Regions from separate parts of the Homo sapiens genome. Here region 1 is linked to region 2. The links are chromatin loops, found by intact Hi-C in ENCODE. Cell type or tissue: CD4-positive, alpha-beta T cell. All regions are shown on one strand. Links, peaks and the distances in the headings refer to the core of each region. The heading gives the core; the rest is flanking DNA.

Region 1 (2,908 bases), core at 144-2,643, 68 kb before region 2:
CAGTATACTTGGGCCTTCTTAAGATTTAAGTTTTTTCTAGGGGGAATTAATTTTCTTTGGCTATTATTACCACTTTAAAAAAAAAAAAGTTCCACTGAAGTCACATTATTTCCTCACCTAAAAAGCTGGATATTTGCTGCTTGAAACATCTAATGAATTATTCTGCCTATCAGCTTAGTTTGGGATTGATTTCTTCTTGGCAGAGATAATGAAGAGGTTTAGAAGTATTTGCATTGGAACAGATATGGAAATTTCTGGAAATGTTTGGGCAAGGACATTTAGATTTCATAAGTGTATATGTGTATGTAAAATATATTCTTCACCATGACTGACTTTTAAAATTTACATTTTACTTATTGGCCAGGCACGGTGGCTCATACCTGTAATCCCAGCATTTGGGGAGGCCAAGGCGAGAGGATAGCTTGAACTCAGGCGTTCAAGACCAGCCTGGGTAACATACTGAGATCCCATCTCTACTAAAAATTAAAAAATTACCTGGGCATAGTGGTGCATGCCTGTAGTCCCAGCTACTTGGGAAGCTGAGATGGGAGGATCACTTCAGACCAGGAGTTGGAGGCTGGCTGCAGTGAGCTGTATTTGTGCCATTGCACTCCAGCCTGGGTGACAGAGCAAGACCTTGTCTGGGAAAAAAAAAAAAAAAGTTTATTTTAACTTATCCTTAAAAATAGGCTATTTACATTGTTCAGTTTCAAAAGTAAGGTGTACGTGTGAAGTCTCCCTGTCATTCTAGGAGAGGTTTAGTTCTTGTTACGGCCATTTTTGGCAAGAGGAGTAGTGGTGGTAGTGCTCAGTGTTTATAACTTTGTACATAAAAGGAAACCAAACAAAATTGTAAAAATTTCATCAGGCCAGGCGCAGTGGCTCACTCCTGTAATACCAGCACTTTGGAAGGCCGAGTCGGGCAGATCATGAGGTCAGGAGTTTGAGACCAGCCTGACCAACATGGTGAAATCCCATCTCTATTAAAAATACAAAAAACTTAGCCAGGCATGATGGCGCTCGCCTGTAATCCCAGCTACTCGGGAGGCTGAGGCAGGAGAATCGCTTGAATCTAGGAGGTGGATGTTGCAGTGAACTGAGATTGTGCCACTGCACTCCAGCCTGGGCAACAGAGCGAGACTCCCTGTCAAAAAAAAGAAAGAAAGAAAGAAAGAAATTATTGTGTAATAAGGACTAAGGTAGGGTAACTCCATGGAAATGTGTACAGGAGTGTAACTCAGGTGGGGAAATGGCATCCAAGTGGAGTCCTGAAGGACTAGTAAGTTTTACAGGTGAAGTGGGGTGTTCAGAAGGGTGGAGGGGATCTGGACAGAGCCTTCCGGGAAAAGAAGGAGGAAATGGTATGTCCAAAGGGTCATGGAGGGCACAGAGCTCTCAAATGATGAGCAGGTGATGGAGTTGTAATAGGAGCCTGAAGAGGCAGACTATAGCTAAAAACCATGTGAGGACTATGACCTCACCTTGAGAGCATGGGAAATACCCTTGAACTGCTGAAAGCAGGTACCTATGGTGCCAGTTTTCAGTGTGGAGAAGGATGGAGAGGAGCTCGGTAGCTTCAGGCCACGCTGGGCCGATTGGCTGACTGGATTACTGGAGTGGGTTTCAGTAGAGAGCCTTTCTATCTATTGCATTTCTCAACCTGTTTATATGTGGGTGGAATAAGGCTAAAATGGATTGCTGGGGAGCCTTGGACATTCAAGGGAAGGCCTAGTAGTGAACAAAGAAGGCCTAGGAGCCACCCTCTGCCTCCTCCCACTTCAAGATGTTCAAGGGGGAGGCATGTTCCCTGCTCTGGCTTGTGGGGTAAATCAAATATAGGCCACAGGTCCTTTTTTCCACCAGCTGGGTGCAAAACCTAAACCTACCAGCACTTTATTCTTGTCCTCTCTGTCTCTGCTCAGATGATACAACCTTGTTAGGGTTATCAGGGTTTGTTCCCCAGCTCTTTTAAGCTAGCAAATTTCTTATTTTCAATATGCCTGGAGGTGACTCACACTAACCTAATTCCCAAGCCTGTTGAATAAACCAGAATGAATTTTAAACTTATAGTGAGAAGTATATTCATAAGCAGACTGAATATTCATGTTGGCTGATCCGTACGTTCTCGCCCTGTAGGCTAATCTGGGTGGAAAGCTAAATTCTTTATAGCATTTCTTGGAGAGCATAAAATGAAAATAGGATTGGATGAGTGTAATGGCTGATGACAATGGGAGCCCTAGGCTTCTGCCTCCTCTGGAGGACAGTCTACGTTACAGTTAGAATAGAGTCTGTTTTATAGATGCTGTGTAGGTGATTCCTTTCCTGTTAACCCATTCTTTCTTTAGGCAGACTATAGCACAGTTAGTTATGTTTAGATTTTTTTTTTTTTTTTTGGAGACGGAGTCTTGCTCTGTCACCCAGGCTGGAGTGCAATGGTGCAATCTCGGCTCACTGCAACCTCCGGCTCCCAGTTTCAAGAGATTCTCCTGCCTCAGCCTCCTGAGTAGCTGGGATTACAGGTGTGCCCCACCACGCCCAGCTAATTTTTGTATTTTTAGTAGAGGTGGGGTTTCACCATGTTAGCCAGGCTGGTCTTGAACCCCTGACCTCAAGTGATCCACCCACCTTGGCCTCCCAAAGTGCTGGGATTACAGGCATGAGCCAGTGTGCCTGGCCCTGTTTAGGTCTTTTTAATTCCAATCTCTATTCAATCTTTCATGCCTGCGATTATATTCAGGTACCCAGATTGAATGCTGGATATTTATTATCTCATCACTTTCTAGCATTCCCCAAATTGGCAAGTCTGAGAAATCTGTAGTTTTTTTATGTGTAAGAATCTGTAATTTTTGTTTGTTTGTACTCCATCACCCAGGCTGGAGTACAGTGGCTCAATCAAGGCTCACTGCAA
Region 2 (2,908 bases), core at 151-2,650:
AATGAGCAGCTGTTGTACCTAATTGCAGTGTGAATACTAAACATTCTCATAGCATTTGTGTGAGTTTGTCTGTTCTGTCTGTGATTTCTTGCAGTTCAGTAAAATTGTCTCAAAAGCTTTGCCATTGTCGTTTTTCTTAAAGTTAATGCTTGCTTATTTTAGATTCTCTGTGATTTTTTTTTTTTTTTAATCTCAGCCACCTCTGTTCACTGGGAAATTTCTTTAAAAAATTTGAAGGGTGATTTGATCTGTGTAGACTTTTATTTCAACTAAAAAGTTGAAATAAGTAAGTGTAGCTGTCACCCCAGAAACTATTAGGGTTTGGGTTTTTTTGTTTGTTTGTTTGTTTTAGCTTATTATTATGTTTTAAAAGAAACTAAAAGCATCTTATGACAGCAGAAAGTAAGAAGCATTTCTCTGGGTCTCTAGAGATGGCATTTCCTGTCTCTTTTCTGATAGGAGAGAAAGGAGCTGTGATGACTTCATTCTATGGCTCCAAAAGAAGCACTTTTTATCTTTGTCCGGAGAACAATTCCTCCTTCTTTAGTGCTTGCAGGCACACTTTTTAGACACACACTTGCTCACTGTCCAGAAAAGAAATGTTCGGCCATTGTTGGTAAACAACAAATACATCTGGCAAAGCTGGTTTATTTGTTTAACTTTGTAACTGTTAAAATAGCTTTTCCGGTGAAAGCAGCGAAGATAGAGCTAGAAACAAACCCCAGCTATTCAGGTCATGGTAGGCACAGAGCACAAAGGAGGGCTTTTGTTCCCTCCCTTAATTTCCTGAAGGATCCCCCAGCACGGATAGTTTTTCGTATGTTATGGCCAAATAAATGATAGAGGGACAGGTACTGTGAAAAAGGCTGGGGCTGGGCATGGTGGCTCATGCCTGTAATCCCAGCACTTTCGGAGTCTGAGGCAGGCATATCACTTGAGGTCAGGGGTTCGAGGATAGCCTGGCCAACATGGTGAAACCCTGTCTCTACTAAAAACACAAAAATTAGCCGGGCGTGGTGGCGCATGCCTGTAGTCCCAGCTACTCAGGAGGCTGAGGCAGGAGAATTGCTTGAACCCAGGAGGCGGAAGTTGCAGTGAGCCGAGATTGTGCCACTGCACTCCAGCATGGGTGACAGAGACTTGTTTTTTTAAAAAAAAAAAAAAAAAAGGCTGGAAGGAAGGAAGATGGGCATCACCCACAATCTCCTAAGCCCCATGAAATGGTACGATGATAATTGCAGTTTTCAGGTAGTGGTTTAATAATGTGGGGAGAGGTGTGGCTGAGCAGTCTTCATGAGAGATAACTTACCAGTAAATTCAAGGTGCACACCGTGCCTTAAACACAAATGCATATTTATTATATATTTACACTAAGGAGTGGCAAGGGAACCACTCTATGGATTTTTCAATCAAAATCATCCCTCGTGTTTTTAAAATAAGACTTTTTTTTTTAAGACTCTTGTCTTCAGAGATTTATTTTATATGAAAGTCAGGTGACATGTCCCAGGCAATGCCTGTCATTGTCTGCTGGGCTTCTGTGCATTTCCTGTCTCCACCCACAGCATTGCCCCAAGCTGGAGGGAGCTTTCACTTTGTTAAAACATTCACTTTCAGAGGTGCTGGAGAGATAGATCGTCAACCTCGAGTACAGCTCTGAATTGGTGCTGGGGTTTTCTCTTTTTGTTCCTGTCTTTGAATCTCAAAGTAAAACTTTTGGGAGCGGCTGCATCTCTTCAGCAAACTGCGTAACTCGGTGCTCCGGCTTAGGAAATGGGATCTTTCTCTTCGCAGAGAAGTCACCCGATAAAGACTTTCAGGACCAGAGGTGCCTTCCAAAAAGGGCACAGTTGAGCCCAGATGGTTTGAAATTGACGCTCTGGTCTCTGGGGGGTCCTCCCTGAAAGCGTGGCTTTCAGAAAACCCGCTTGTATTTTCTATACGTTCTCCACTAAGGTCCAGAGTTTCCCTAACCCTGTCCTTGGCTCTACTTCTTAATTCTCCCACAGCCTGGATCCCTTCTTTTCTGTTCTATCCTTATGTCCATTACAAGAGCTGAAAAACGAAGCCCCAAGGGGCTCCCCCTGGGTTTGCAGAGACCAAAAAATTGCTGGATAGATAAAACTGACTGCAAAGAGGCGCTTAAAACAGTGAAACTCGACCTCAAAAGAGAGACAAGAAAACATTCCCTTATAAAGGAGCACTGTTCTAAATCTGATGTTGTCTCTGCCTTCCCAGCCTTTCCAGTTGTCAGCTCCATTTTCTGACTCCGCTAAATCCTAGGTTCTGACGAGGTACGGGAAAAGCTCCGAGGCTCTACCTAGTGGACCTCTTTGTTTTTATCCTTCCTTCACCTGACCTTCTCTGCAGTGCACCCCTAACACCAATGCTTACCTTGTGAGCCAGAAAACAGACAGCACATTCAAACTCAGTAATTGAAGGAAGGTCGGTTATTAAAAGGAGCATTTACAACGTGGCGGATAGAGTTTAGGAAAAGCAGTGAGGATGGTTCAGTACCCTGGAGCAAGTCACAGTGGGGAGCTGATGTTGCCCCCAGGCCTCACAGGGCTGGAGGAGCCTTCCAGGAATTTCACAGATGAGGAACTTCTGAGGTTAGCTGCATGCGGGGCACTGCCTGACTGGAGCTGTGCCCTTTGGTCCAAGGACCCAGCCAACCTGTATCATCTCAGTGAGGAGAAGCTGCAGGTACAGTTTCCTGCCCTCTGATCACTCAGAACATCCTTGTGGCAAATCTCATCAGAACCAGAGGGCAAGGGTTCATGAGATCCCTGCATGTCAGTCTCTGGGGACCCAGACAGGGTGGAGAATGCACCTGGGAAATTTGCAGGACATTGACCAAGTCAGCGATGGTACAGTGTGGAAGGATACTAAAAGATTTAGGGGCCGGGCA

Evidence for each region. Peaks named below come from ENCODE experiments on the same cell type or tissue, not always from the same donor. Only the 100,000 strongest peaks of a DNase experiment are listed, where the experiment ranks them.
Region 1: it touches region 2 in a loop (3-fold over the local background); 44 of 110 quality-filtered maps call a loop at or near these places.

Annotation. Positions count from the first base shown.
Region 1 is chr9:130,029,921-130,032,828 of GRCh38, reverse strand. All of the region lies in intron 1 of FNBP1 (formin binding protein 1), which reads left to right. Among named protein-coding and RNA genes, the nearest start is that of FNBP1, 12 kb to the left of the region's middle. In CD4-positive, alpha-beta T cell, for the core only: no CTCF peak of the experiment used is centred there; DNase peaks (open chromatin) are centred at 1,488 and 1,926; H3K27ac peaks cover 1,464 bases.
Region 2 is chr9:129,961,877-129,964,784 of GRCh38, reverse strand. All of the region lies in intron 4 of FNBP1 (formin binding protein 1), which reads left to right. Among named protein-coding and RNA genes, the nearest start is that of FNBP1, 80 kb to the left of the region's middle. In CD4-positive, alpha-beta T cell, for the core only: no CTCF peak of the experiment used is centred there; DNase peaks (open chromatin) are centred at 464, 1,234 and 1,554; H3K4me3 peaks cover 1,769 bases; H3K27ac peaks cover 2,500 bases.